2 separate regions of the Homo sapiens genome follow, and region 1 is linked to region 2. A link is a contact called in ENCODE Hi-C or POLR2A ChIA-PET data. All regions are on one chromosome and are shown on one strand. Each heading gives the region's core, a stretch centred on a gene start or an enhancer-like site at or near the end of the contact. The rest is flanking DNA. Distances are from core to core; before and after follow the strand shown. Region 1 overlaps GCNT4 (glucosaminyl (N-acetyl) transferase 4). Region 2 has its middle 21 kb from the start of HEXB.

What was found. A loop is a pair of places that touch in the nucleus more often than their neighbours do. ChIA-PET counts read pairs that join two places held with the same protein, here RNA polymerase II (POLR2A). Pooled maps may share reads with other maps.
Region 1: a loop to region 2 is called in a map of heart right ventricle, with 5 times the contacts of the local background. The contact joins two enhancer-like sites. A Hi-C loop is called at or near these places in 5 of 168 maps with a recorded cell type or tissue (A673, IMR-90, chondrocyte and 2 more), 1 of 37 single-sample maps with no recorded cell type and 7 of 50 pooled maps. POLR2A ChIA-PET finds 5 or more read pairs at or near these places in 2 of 52 experiments (BJ and H1).

The regions. Positions count from the first base shown.
Region 1 is chr5:75,042,595-75,049,216 of GRCh38, forward strand. GCNT4 (glucosaminyl (N-acetyl) transferase 4) reads right to left here. Exons shown (of 4, transcript NM_001366737.1): 3 at 5,303-5,443. Among named protein-coding and RNA genes, the nearest start is that of GCNT4, 6.7 kb to the right of the region's middle. Within about 2 kb of position 1,967, at least 2 of the 41 ENCODE cell types and tissues checked have a DNase peak (open chromatin) inside an H3K27ac peak, as active enhancers do.
Region 2 is chr5:74,660,904-74,668,303 of GRCh38, forward strand. It overlaps a transcript of HEXB not described here. Among named protein-coding and RNA genes, the nearest start is that of HEXB, 21 kb to the right of the region's middle. Within about 2 kb of position 4,533, at least 2 of the 41 ENCODE cell types and tissues checked have a DNase peak (open chromatin) inside an H3K27ac peak, as active enhancers do.

The sequences.
Region 1 (6,622 bases), core at 717-3,216, 380 kb after region 2:
GAAATGGCTTGAGGCCAGACCACACTCTTCATGAATGGATTAGACACCCTGAGTTTAAAATCATCACCCTGAAAACCCTGAGTTTTAAGTCATGAGAAGAGCTTGCTTGTTTGTTTTCTGGGTTCTTCCAATGTGGTGGGGAGCTCAGCTGGAGACTTCAACATGCTTCTGCACTTCCACTGAAAAACAGGATTGGCAGCTCTTGGCATGACTTCACCATTTAGCTAAGATCTGTGTGTTTCTTGGCTTAAAATGTACATATTGCTCTCAGATCTTGTGTGCATATTAGACACAATAAAATTAAGACTCAGGAATTCAAAAATTAAGTTAAAAGGATGGAAGAAATAAAAATCTGCAGTGCTTGGGAAAATTCCGCCACAATAGGAATTTCAAAAGCAGAGATTTCAACCTACCAAAAGTCAAATCTAGAAATGATTCCAGAAAGCTCTCCAACAGCCATCTCCTACAAGGATCCCTTCTAGCCGTAGTTTTAATTAAGTTAACAGGTCTTTCTCAATACGTAGGTTTTATTTCAGGTTAATAAAAAGTAAAAAGATTGTTTAGTTTACTAAGTGTCTAAGCCAACTTATATGTCAACTGTATACAAAGCAAAAGCAAAAACCAGACTCTTCAGATTTTCCAACAGATTATGATGTTAAAACAGTATGGTCTGGTGCCAGCATAAAAAGAGATCTGTGGGATAAAATCCAGAAACAGATCCATAGGTAAGGGTTTTACATATGGCTCTGGTAGAGAGCCAGTTGCCTTCCAACATCCATCCTCTCTTCTTTACTAAGAGAACCCTATATTGTTGGTGGTAGAAACATGTCTCTTGAAAAGACTTTCCTCTAACTTCTATTGTAGAGGAATAAAATATAATGTGGGATTTTGGGAAAGTTTTCCTATAGGAGCCTGATTCAGGTAGGAGGTACGCCATTTTGTTCTTTCTTTTCTTCTTCTTCCACTTTTCTGCCTGGAACTCCAATATGATGGCTAGAATTGTTGCACCCACCTTGAGACCATGAGGAACAGACCAAGAGAATATCAGAGACCTCAGCCCCCGTATCCTCAAGCCACTGAACCACCACTAGCAAACACCCACTTTGAATTCCTGTTACATGAGAAAAGTAAGCCCTTATATGTTTAAGCAACGTGCACTTTGAAAGATGACCGTAGGAAAAGGAAATGCTTAACCAACATATACATACGCATGTCCAGGAGCCAAATTAAATTTAAACCAGATTAAAGTGGCTACTTATACAACAGTACATTCCTATATATAGCCAAGTGCAAAATAATGTGTCTTAAATGATGCTGAACTTCTCATCCATCTATATTTAGAGGCAGATGGAGGCTTTAGGTAAATATCTGAAGGAAAGCAGATGCCAAGATTTACCAAATTAACTCTGATGTTGGCAAGAACTGTGCAGTCTGCTCGCCACGCCTCAGTTAAGCACTCTTCAGCTGATGGCAAACTTCCTCTGTGTATGGTTTCTAGTCACAGGCAGGGTACAGGTCACATAATCCCTGAAGGTCACCTCGCAGGTGGGCTGTCTTCTTGAGAGCTTGTTATGTAACAGGGGACTTTGGAACCAGCTTTTCAACAAATAGCTATCAGTACCATGTAGATATCAACCCAACAAGTACCATGTTGAATAGTTCTGAGCCACCGCCTGAATGTGCCCCTTTTCCCTCCCCTTGCTGCCTGACCCCATTCCTCTTCTTTCTGCCCCACACTGGACCCCCTCCATGTTACCTTCCTGCTTTACTTCTGTGTACATCATACAGGTTTAGAATTTAAAGCCAATGGTTCTGAACTGAAGTCCTGAGTCTGCTGCTAATAATGTCATTAATCTAGTAGCCTTCTGCCTCCTCATCTGTGAAAGAGGAACAAGGGCACTGACTCAAACGGTTACTGCGATGACTAAATGAGCTAATGCACTGGGCACATTTTGGCAGGAAAACCAGCCTGGCACAGGGCTGGATGATGGTAAGGGATCAAAAGCATTTGAAGCAGCCCAGTGTCATTGACCAGTGGCCATTCTGTAAACAAGGACTGGGCTTCAGCTTCAGCGTGCTGCATGCACTCCCGCACCCAGACACCATCTCCAAAGGCAACAGCCACGGATTTCTGCGGGGTAGACTGGTACAGAAACCACATCAAAGGCCTCCACGCTTCTCATGGTGAAGGAAGAATCAGACAAGGGCCCACTTGTACTATTTTTACAATTTTTCTTCAGGTTTGACATTTTTTCAAAATAAAAAATTGATTTTTTAAAAAAAGAATCATAGGGATAATGGGGAGAGGGCAGAATGAAAGAGCTCTAAGTCTCTGCCCCATATTAGGATTCAGGCAACACAGTTTTAGTAGCACAGTTTTGAATATTTTTTAGGTCTAGTGTCATTGCTGTCTTCTTGCTATAACCTATACTTTCCAAGTATTACCTGGTTCACTTCTTTGTTATAAAAATAACTTTTCTTGTTTCTTATTTATGAATTAGTTGATGAACATATTCTTTTTTTCTATTATGGTGGTGAAATATACATAACATTTACCACTTTAATCAATTTTAAGTGTACAGTTCAGTGGCATTAATTACATTCATATTGTAGTGCAACCATCACCACAATCCATCCACAGAACACGGTCATTTTCCAACTGAAACTCTATACAAATTAAACACTAACCCCACAATATCCTGCTTCTGGGCCCTGCCAACCACCATTCTACTTTCTGTTTCTACAAATTTGTTTACTCTAGGCCTCTATATCATAGGAATCATACAATATTTGTCCAATATTTGACTGGCCTATTTTACTTAACATGTCTTCGAGGTTCATCCATGTTGTAGTGTGTGTCAAAATTTCTTCCCTTTTTAAGACTAAATAATATTCCATTGTATGTATACATTACATTTTGGTCATCCATTCATCTGTCAGTAGATATTTGCTTTGCTTCCACCCTTTCAGCTATTGCGAATAATTCTGCTATGAACAAGGGTGTACAAACACCTGTTTGAATTCCTGCCTTCACTCGTTCAAGAATATCCCCTATATAAACCTTATATTCTTAGATATCCAGTTTCTATCCTGGTTGCCCATCCATCCCACAAACATTTACTGTGTGCCTACCATGTGCTAGGGAGGCACTGTGTTAGATTCTGGAGAGATACAACTAGAAACTCTACTGCCTGGAGGAATGCAGAGAGAAATAAACAGTGAGGTCCTAAGTGACTGATAACACAATTCAAGAAATCCCAGTTATTTTGTCACATTTGAATTTCTTTTCTATAGAAATTTTCCAGAAAAGACAGGTCACTAGCTAGCATTTGGAAATGTTTTTTTTTTACATTCAGGGATTTTCTTGCCATGATGTTGAATGGATGTTCAATTCAATGAATGATGTTCAATTCAATGTTCAACATCAGTTGAAATGATGTTCTTCCTTTCTGAGGATCTCTTCTCCAGTTCTGCATCCCATCTTTCAGCTCTACAATCATTCCATTAATGTTTTTTTCACATTGTAACTCTGCAACCTAATTAGTGTCTACCTTGTGTATCATTCCATTTCTTTCTCCTGACACATCTGCCATTATGTCTCTCTGAATTTGCCAACCTCAGAAGAGGGCAGGAGGGTTGCTGGAAAGGCTAAAGGAAGAAGGAACCTGGTAGAAGGTGATGGCTGGGCAGAGTGAGCTCCTCCTTGTTCCACTGAGGTAGAATGTGGGGGTGTAGAGAAAGGACACAGCACAAATATTGCAAATATGCTGCAGTGACACAGAGAGCAGGAGAAGGAAGAAAAAAAGGAGCCTTGGCAACCACAGGAACTCCGCTAGGTGTTGTTCCTTCTGGTCCTGGGCCGAACTGTCCCCCCTCTGCTTCAATCTGAAGGAGCTGCTCTCTCGTGGACTGTCCAGATCTTGTAGATGACCATGAGAAATGTCAGGGCTTGCAGACTCTTTGGAAACAGGTCTAACCTACCCAAGAGCAGACAGGCTGACTGGACAAGCCCGGGCACAGCCAAGAAGCAATTCTCCAAAGGGTCATCCTTGCCAGTTTTCTCCTTAACTAGATTAGAAACCAGAAAACCCAGAAAACCAACAAGAGAAGACGGGGTTGCACAGGGGAGGGAAATGAAAAGCAATAAAAGAGCTAGAAGCACAGAGGATTCCTGGGGAAGGAGTTAAAAATAGGCCACTCCAAAATACGCCACTCTGATATTGACTTTTGAGTTAACGGCACTTGCAAAATAGCAGGTACAAGACCATTCTGCCCTTCGTGCCGTTTCTTAGATGCAGGAGATGAAATCCTTAAGTGAAATGAGAAAGTTGACGGACAGTCTACTTAACAGTCTTATCAAGGACAGAAAGCTGTGGCTGAGAAAAATTTGTACAAACTTTGTTACACAACCCTTATCTTCCTAGCTGCTTCTCCCAGTTAACTACCCTAGCCCAGGCCTCTTTTTGCCTTGCTACATTTTTATAATTTCCTACTTTCTCCAATCCACTATATAAGTGTTCAATTCTCACTGCATCTCTGGGGCTTCATTTCCTTATGAGGGCTCCCCTGTCACATAAAACTTATATTAAATAAATTTGTGTGCTTGTCTCCTGTTGATATTTCTTAAGTCAATTTAATTCTCAGGCCCAACTGAAAAACTGTAGGAGTGCAGAGGTAAATTTTTGCCTTCCCTACAACAGAGATTTACTTGAGACTACAAAGAACTTTATTATCACCAGGTGTTTTTTCCATTTTATTTATTTATTATTGATTTGCTTACTATGGCAAGGGAGCACATGGCATCAAAAGAGGTTTGGAAGCATTTTGGAGCATCTTGGAGGAGGAGAGTGGCTGGATTTTATTGAGATGTTGAGGTTTGGTTTAAGGCTGGAATTTCACTGTGGGTGGGGTTTTGGGGGAGGCTTGACTTGGATTAGTTAAGGATAATGATACAACAGTTTAGGACTCCAGGTACTTTTTCATGCTCTAGAAACCACAGCTAAAAGCATTCCTACCACAAAGTTGTTCTGCCTTTTGCCTTTAAAAACAATTTTCTGCAATTATATTACCTAATTGTACTCCTCTAAGAATCATGTATGAGCAACATTTTAGGGTTTTTTTTTTAAATTAAATAACCTGAATCTCTTGGTTAAATCTAGACTTTAGCACAAAACTCTTAGGTTTTAGAGCTTGGGGGAGGTAGGTAAAGCAGAGAGAAATTACAAGGCACAATTTTTTGCTTCCTATTATTCTGAAGCTTCTGAATTCATCTTAATCTGACTATAAATAAACTGAAACTTACCTTTGTGTCACCTCCAAAGAAAACCCCAGGCTGATGGTATAAACAGCGTAGGGAAAGGAACATCACCGTCAGTTACTGAGGAGGTGCTACAGATGGCTGTACTGGGACAGTGACCGAGGATGTAGTTCTAGAACATGGGCCCTATAAAGAGAAACCATGTGCAGGAGGACTTTAGAATAACAGTAATTTAAATGCAAACAATGATTGCACTGATGACAACTATTCCTCTGATGTTAACCCAGAAGGACTGCAAAAGATGCCAAGTTTTTGAGCCTCATTAACTGTGAGGAAGGCCTCTAACAAAGATGCTCACGTTATTATTAACCCCTCAACCAGGATATCAGCACCCAAATTGGCAAAGGACACAAAGCTGAGACTCAGCTTATATGGAAAATAACAGAAATAGGAACCAAGCAGATTACCTGGATCTAGTAAGATAAATTTTAACAGAGAGAAGTACAAAACTAACACGTGCAAAAAATTAACTGTATTCGTTAATTGAGAACCCTGGTTCATGGAGAATTGTGGTTCGTGGAGAAACGTGGTTTGACAAGAGCATCTCTAGAGGACAGTTCAGTGTTTTGGCTGACCATACATTTGGCACGAGTCACAGTTTAGTTCGAGACTGTCAAAAGAAAGCAAAATGCAGCAAAACAAAAACAAAACCAAAACCATCGTGCTCCTGGACAGCATGCGAACCACAAAGCTGCAGAATGCGAAAGCTGAATGCAGGCTGCAAATCCTTGTTTCTATGAATAGTACCACCCAAAAAGGAAAGCATTTCCACAGTTTAGACCTTGGGACTAAGGAAGGGACCAACCCACTCTGCTCTGTACTGAGCAGACACCCTGAGAAATGAGTTCATGTCTGGCTACATCCCTCTGCTGGGTAGTAACTGATAGAAGTTAAGCAGCCCAGTGAGAAGCTAGTGACCACAAGACGGACCTGGAAAGGTTAAAGCTGAAGAAGTAATGACTCAATAGAGGAGTGAAAGCTGGCTCTAAATATTTAAAGAACTTATTAAAACACAAATTGCTGAGCCTCACGGGTTCCCAGGCGATGCTGATGTAACTGGTCCTGAGGCCACACTTTGAGAACCGCTGCTCTAAGTAACAAAATTGTAGTTTGTTTTTGTAATACTCTGTAGTTCTAAGATTCCACTAAGACCCGATGGCCTGTTTCTCAGTAAATCCACATTGGGAAGAATTTACTGGTTTTGAAGCCTCACACATTTGTGATTAAGATTGTTCTTTTTAACATTTCATATCGCTTAGCAGAAATTCAATCTTTCCTTTCTGCCCCTTAGTGTTTCTTATTAGT
Region 2 (7,400 bases), core at 3,283-5,782:
GGAAGAAAAAGATCAACTCGAGAAAGCAAAAATATAGGAAAAAGACACCGGGCATAACAGCATCTCACTTGTAAAGGGAACATGGCAACAAGAAATCCATGGGTCAGTGAGAGAGAGAGAGAGAGAGATAGAGAGAGAGAGAGAGTGGCCTTCACCCTTCATTCCAGACAGCACCAGCTGGAGCCACAGTGAGCCACATGTCTGTGGGCGTCGGGGGCTGCTGAGAAGTTGCCTCTCTGGCTTTTGGGATGACAAGCCCAGAGCTATAGCACAGGCCAGTTGCTTCTGTAATAAGCATTTGTTAGATCACCCTAGCCTTCCAGAAGCTGAACATAAATCGAAATCCACAGTCCTTGAAATCAAGAGTTATCCTCTGACTGAGAACGAGAATGGGGTGAAATCAACAAAAATGAAAAGGAAAATCAGGAAAAACAGGAGGCAAGCCAGCTGGGGACCCATGTCTTCCTCTATCTTCAGAAATCTTTACTCCTTTAGTCCTGAACAGCATGACTCATATTTTTTTAAATAATATTTTCTATTGTTTTAGGACCTTTTGATTGAAGACAGTGGTGTTACAACAAAGAAGTCATGAATTCATTTTCTCTCTCTCTGTGTGTGTGTGTGTGTGTGTGTGTGTGTGTGTGTGTGTGTGTGTGTGTGTCTCTCTCTCTCTCTCTCTCTTTCATCTTGCCAATGTTGCCTAGACTGATCTCAAACTCCTGGCCTCAAGGGATCCTCCCACCTCAGTCTCCCAAAGGGCTGGGATTAAGGGTACAAGCCAGAACATCTGGCCTGCATGACTTATATTTGAAACTGAGTTCTACTTAAAGGAAATCCAATACGTAAAATTCCAAACCTACAAAACAAATTGAAAGATCAATAACTTTTTAAGTGGATAGTTCATTTTCCATACTGCAGGTTTTCTTCATAAAATGAGTTTTCCTAGTACATTTACTCCAAGATTTGAATTAAGCAGGAGTCTTGAGCAGCCTGGCCACATATAGCCAAATACCAAGTGCTTCCTGGTTCACAAAATGACCTGTTTGTCCTCATGACAACCTTATTTGATCTTTATGACAACCCTACGATTACGAGAGGAATAGATACTCTTTCCAGAATGTTTTTTGTTCAAAGAACAAACATTCATTTAAAAAATAGGCTTACTTTTAGCTGAGCATTAAATAAATGTGTTCATTGTAGAGAAGCAGAAAGAAAAAAAGAAATCCTCCATACCCCAGAGAAAACCACCATGATTTTAAGCTTTTTTTTTTCAGTCTTTGTGCTGTGCACAGACATGGTAATACTCATTAGACAATTTTATTTTCAGAAGTTTTTCACCTAACATTATAACATGAATATTTTCTCAGGATATTCAGCTACTCTTACTGTCATTTTTCATGATTGCACAGTATAATTTCCATAATTATTTCTAATAATTGAAATGCTTCTTTGCCCATTTTGTTTTGAGTTACTCTGTGAGTGTCATTTAAGCAAAAATGTAAATGAATTATGCTACTAGAAAATGTAATAAGCTAATCATTCTCCCTATTGTTGAGGTTTGCTTCCTACCAATTATTCTCTGATCAACATCTTTATGTATAACTCTTTTTCTATATCTCAGGTGAATTTTTTTAGAATAAATTACTGGAGATGGAGCTACTGGTCCAAAAGGAATAGATGTTTTAAGGTGCTGTTTGCAAAAGTGCTTCCCAAAATGACTGTACCAATCTACATTCTCAAAATATCCCTTTGACCACACTGTCACCAGCATGGAGTAAGCATTTTAAGAAACATTTGCTTATTTATAGGTAAAAATCATATTTTATTATTATATTAATATGCACAGTTTTATCTCTGAGTTTGAACACCTTTCCAGAAATGTATTAACCAGCTATAATTTGGTTTTTTGTAAAGGATGTGGTCCTAGAGCAGAAACAAACCTCATTTTACTGCTGAGGAAACAAAACCTGGAGGAATTTAAGCCATTTCCCCAAGGCTAAACAATTACTAAACTGGCTAAGTGAGGAATCCAACTCAGGCTTTTTGAAGCTGACCTAAGTAATTTCCCCTCCCCACCACCATCATACGGATTTTTTAATTCTTCAAACCTATCTGCAAGATTTAACAAAATAAGTACTTTTTAAAGTACACACTTCCAAGTCATAGCTTCTCTGTCAGTTTAGAACTCAGTAAACGAAGACCCAAGAACGCATATGGGCATCTGCTACAGACCTAAAGTCAGTGTCTAATTACAAAGATGACCTCTTTCTTTCTTTTTCCTTTTTTTTGGGGGGGTGGAGTGCGGTGGCGGAGTTTCGCTCTTGTTGCCCAGGCTGGAATGCAATGGTGCGATCTCGACTCACTGCAACCTCCACCTCCCAAGCTCAAATGATTCTCCTGCCTCAGCTTCCTGAGTAGCTGGGAGTACAGGCGCCCGCCACCACACCTGGCTAATTTTTGTATTTTTAGTAGAGACAGGGTTTTGCCATGTTGGTCAGGCTGGTCTCTATGTCCTAACCTCAGGTGATCCACCCGCCTCGGCCTCCCAAAGTGTTGGGATTACAGGCATGAGCCACCGTGCCTGGCAAAAGATGACCTCTTTCTAATCACGTGCTGCCTGACTGCTCTTAGGCTTAAGACTTTAGATGCTTGCACAATGGAGATTCATACCATGTTGAAATACAATGGGCAAGCTAGGAGCAAAATGGAAAAGAATTAGTTTCTAAACAGAACTGTTGGGAGTCAAGGGTTTCAAAGTCAGGCAGAATTATGATTTGCAATCAGCAAAAATAGATCAATCCTATCCATTACATATAGATCAAGGGGAAAGAAATTAGTGAATTATCCGTGAAAATAAATACATTTAAGAAAGACCCAGATAGAGAAATAACCTACACTCTCAACGTTTAAAAGATGGATTACTTAAAAATGGAATATTGGGGCCAGGCGTGGGGGCTCATGCCTGTAATCCCAACATCTTGGGAGGCTGAGACAGGAGGATTGCTTGAGCCCAGGATTTCAAGACCAGCCTGGGCAACATAGTGGGATCCTGTATCTACAAAAAACTTTAGGCCAGGCGTGGTGGCACACGCCTCTAATCCCAGCACTTTGGGAGGCCGAGGCAGGTGGATCACCTGAGGTCAGGAGTTTGTGACCAGGCTGACTAACATGGTGAAACCCCGTCTCTACTAAATAAAAAAAAATTAGCTGGGTGTGGTGGCGCATGCCTGTAATCCGAGCTACTTGGGAGGCTGAGACAGGAGAATGGCTTGTACCTGGGAGGTGGAGGTTGCAGTGAGCCAAGATTGTGCCATTACATTCCAGCCTGGGCAACAAGAGTGAAACTCCATCTCAAAAAAAAAAAAATTTAAAAACTAGCCAGGTGTGGTGGTGCACCCCTGTAGTCCCAGCTATTCAGTACACAGTCTGAGGTGGGAGGATCACTCAAGCCCAGGAGATGAAGATCAAAGTAGCTATGATCGTGCCATTGCACTCCAGCTTGGGCAATAGAGCAAGATTCTATCTCTAAAAAAAAAAAAAAAAAAAAAAACAGAGAGAGAGAGAATACTGAATAGATGGCGCTGTTAACCATTTAAAAAAGAATAAATTACATTCTCCCATTTCATGTAGTATGCCAAAATCAGTTCTGGATAGATTTATGTTAAATATAAAAATGAACTATAAAAAAACAAATTTAAGAAAAGTGGAAATCGATAATCTGATTTCAAGCTGGGAAAGCTTAAAAACTGAAAAGGACTCCATAAAGGAAAGGGTTACAGAGAGAAGTTTAAGACTTCTGAAGAGTGTCAGAAGGAGGGAGAGAGGGAAAAAAATCTGGCAAAACAAATAAAATTTTCCAGCTCATCGTCCAAGTTAAGAGGCAAGTATCAAGCTAAGGAGACAATGGCAATTAATAGGGCAGGAAGAGGATGAATATCTTTACTATGGAACTGTTCCTAATGAGAGGACCTAGCACCTGCAGGAAAACAGGATGCTCACACTCTCGTTGTGGGAGGGCACGACATATCCCATTACGCCCTTGGAGAAGCGCATTTGGGACAGTGCATACTAAAACAGACTCAAAAATAAGAGCTCATGCCCTTTGATCCAGTAATTCTACTTTTAAGAACGAATCAGAGGTCTACAAAAAGATTTTCACATAAAGATATTTATCACAGGCTATGGTAGTGAAAATGTCTGAAAATTTAAAATGTCCCCAAATAAGAAAGTGGTTCAATAAAAATTAATCCATCCAGACTCATAACTTAAGAGAATATTTTATAAAAGGAAAAAGTTTTCTGGTATTTGCAGTGATAAAAGCAAGTGACAAAGCAATATAGGAAGCATGGCTAAAATTCTGTAAAATGAAAAGTACATAAGTAAACAGTGGTTATAACTGAATAGAATTCCATAGGATTTTTAAAATTTTCTTTTTTGTACTTCTTTTCCTAACTTTCTAAAAATACATATGGATATCTATACATGTCCTCATGCCCACGCACACTTTTCTCTGTGTGTGTGTGTGTGTGTGTGTAGGAGGAGGAGAGTTGTGCAATAGCAGCCCCGTGGACAGTGTTCTAGGCATCTCCCATGCCCCTGCTTTCCTACACACACATGTTAAAAACATCTTCTTGGAAACCTACAAAGGACTATAAAAATAGAGACTACACAGGTGGGTTACCAGCTAAGCTTTCTTAATGAGAAACTGGGAAGAAGTGAATAGCAAGTTTGATGAAATCATATCTTCAGAAAGCTATAAATATTACAGAAGACAGATAAGAACATAAACAACTGCAAGACCAAAGACTCTGTGGAACAAATTCACTAGGAGAGAAGGGAAATTTTATATACCGAATTCTTTTTTTTTAAGCCAGTTCCCTGTGAGTGTCCAGTTTAATGACTGTTTAAATTATATCTGCAATTTTCTGAGTGGTTCCCTTACTTTTCAAGTTTATAAACCAACACATCAACAATTCTCAGTCAATGGAAGAGCATTTCTCTGGGGAGCTATGAAAATATACCTTGCATTTTAAATGCAATAAAAAGCATGAATAAACATGCCTCTGTTCTTTATAACACAGAAGTACCACATCTGGTCATTAAAAAAATGCATTATACAGAGTTGTACAGATGCCAGATACTTATTACAGAGAACTGTTTTATCCATTTAGCCCAATTTTCCAGATGTTTTATTACTTGGAGACAGGAGAATTGTTGAAACTGATGATTGAAGCCCATTTATTTCCAGGGGCTCGACTGCAAACCATAGAAAGCATTTGAGGGACAAGTAATTTATGACAGGCCACAAGGCAATGCTTGAGGAAGGCTGTCATCTCAATGGGTCACAAATAATACCAACAAAGGACAAAACACCCTATTTTAGTAACCCCAGGCTTCATTTACAAAAATTGCCTCTTAGGCAAGCACTTAGTTGTCATTTCACATGCAAATGTGTATGCACGTAATTGGAGCAATTTTCATAATAGTAGGTCAAGTTGGCAGTGACATTGAAAATGGCCCAGGTTGGCTCTGATTGGAGGCCTGGTTGTCATTGTCTGCAAGCTGGCAAAATTCTCACCTGGATCAGTTGGAAGTCTTGTTCTCATAAAGACAACAGGATCAAGTTCAGCAGGGGCAGGTGCCGCTTCCCCATCCCTTCCCCAACTCCCCCACTCCCTGCTGCCCCCAAAGTCACAGCCCTAAGAGGCCCTGCCCACACTGCAGAGCAGCAGCCTTGGGGCATTAGCAGAGCTGGCCTTGGCAGCCACAGTCATTGCCGCTAATTAGAAGGCACCTCACCATGGTCAATTCTCTCCCTCTATCAATCAACCTGCTCAGAGCAGAAATAGGGACTAGAAAGGGGAGCAGAACCTTTTCTAGCTTCACTCTTCTGAAGCTAGAAGAGTGAACACACACACACATATAGAGAGAGAGAACACACACACATATATATAGGGAAAAGCTCTCAGAACATAATGGAGACGTGTTCTTAGGCCACACTGAAAACTCATCTAAGTCAATGTGTCTAGCAGCAAGTGTTGGGGAATTTAGTTTTTCTATGTTGCTATTTTTGTAAATGCTGGTAGCCTCTGGCATTAGAGACAGTAGGGTCTATAGATCCTCTTCCTGACAACCTTGCTACCAGGTTGCGTATATTACAGTGAAAGGGAATCTGACACCACATTCTGCCAATATTTATTAACAAGCAGGTATTAATTTAAAAATTATTGGCCGGGCACAGTGGCTCACGTCTGTAATCCCAGCACTTTGGGAGGCCGAGGCAGGCAGATCACCTGAGGTCGGGAGTTCGAGACCAGCCTGACCAAAATGGAGAAACCCTGCTCTACTAAAATTACAAAAAAAAAACTATCCAGGCATGGTGGTGCATGCCTGTAACCCCAGCTATTCAGGAGGCTGAGGCAGGAGAATCACTTGAACCCGGGAGGCAGAGGTTGTGGTAAGCCGAAATCACGCCATTGCACTCCAGCCTGGATGAGAAGAGCAAAACTCTCTCAAAAAAAAAAATTACCATACAGTCCATTCTTGTGAGTTTGGGAAAGGTCTCATCTGTCTCTTCAGGCATTACAACAATTCTTTGCCTGAGAGCTTCACTCCAAGGAGGAACAAAATATTCTAACCACAGAATTAGTCAGTTTTCAAGTTCAGTCAGGAGACAGAGTCCACAGGGAAGTGGGAGAAGACAGGGTCAAGTGAATGTCCAGAAGTCAAGTGCTGCTGCAAAGGCTCGGGCTGGGCTTGCTGGGTTTGCTTGTATGAGGGCAGCAGGGCTGGTACAGTCTTTGTAGTCAGCCACAGATTTCAACTTGCATTTCGCTAACTGATCCAATCATTCCCTAACCCCGTGTCGTTAGATTTCAACAACAGTATTCAAATCTGTACTTCTGGAGTGCATCTTCTTGATTAGGGCACTTCAGAGTCACTAATCATCCCTAAGTGTGGATTCCTGATTAAGGGGTCCTCAAATACTAGCCGCCATCACCCCATCACACTGTCTATAATAGATTATATTAACATAAATTACCACACAGGTTATATAACATCCACTGTCCACAAGGAGTAAGACTGGGAAGGGCTAAATGGTTCTCAGGGGACAGACAACCTGTCCTATTGCTCCATAAAGTGACAGAGCCTGGCTCTTCAATATCCAGCCATAAAATGCCTTAATTGTGATCCATTTGGAGACTGGATTACCTGATAGGGACAAGAAACATTTACCTGGGAGAGGGCTTCAGGAGAGTTGCAGCCATACGCCTCTTCCAGCAGCTAGGTTTTTTATTTTATTTTGTTTTTTTGTTTTTGTTTTGTTTGTGTGTGTGTGTGTGTGTGTGTGTGTGTTTCTCAGCACCTTTGTTCTTTGATTTTGAATTCTGCTTTTCTCT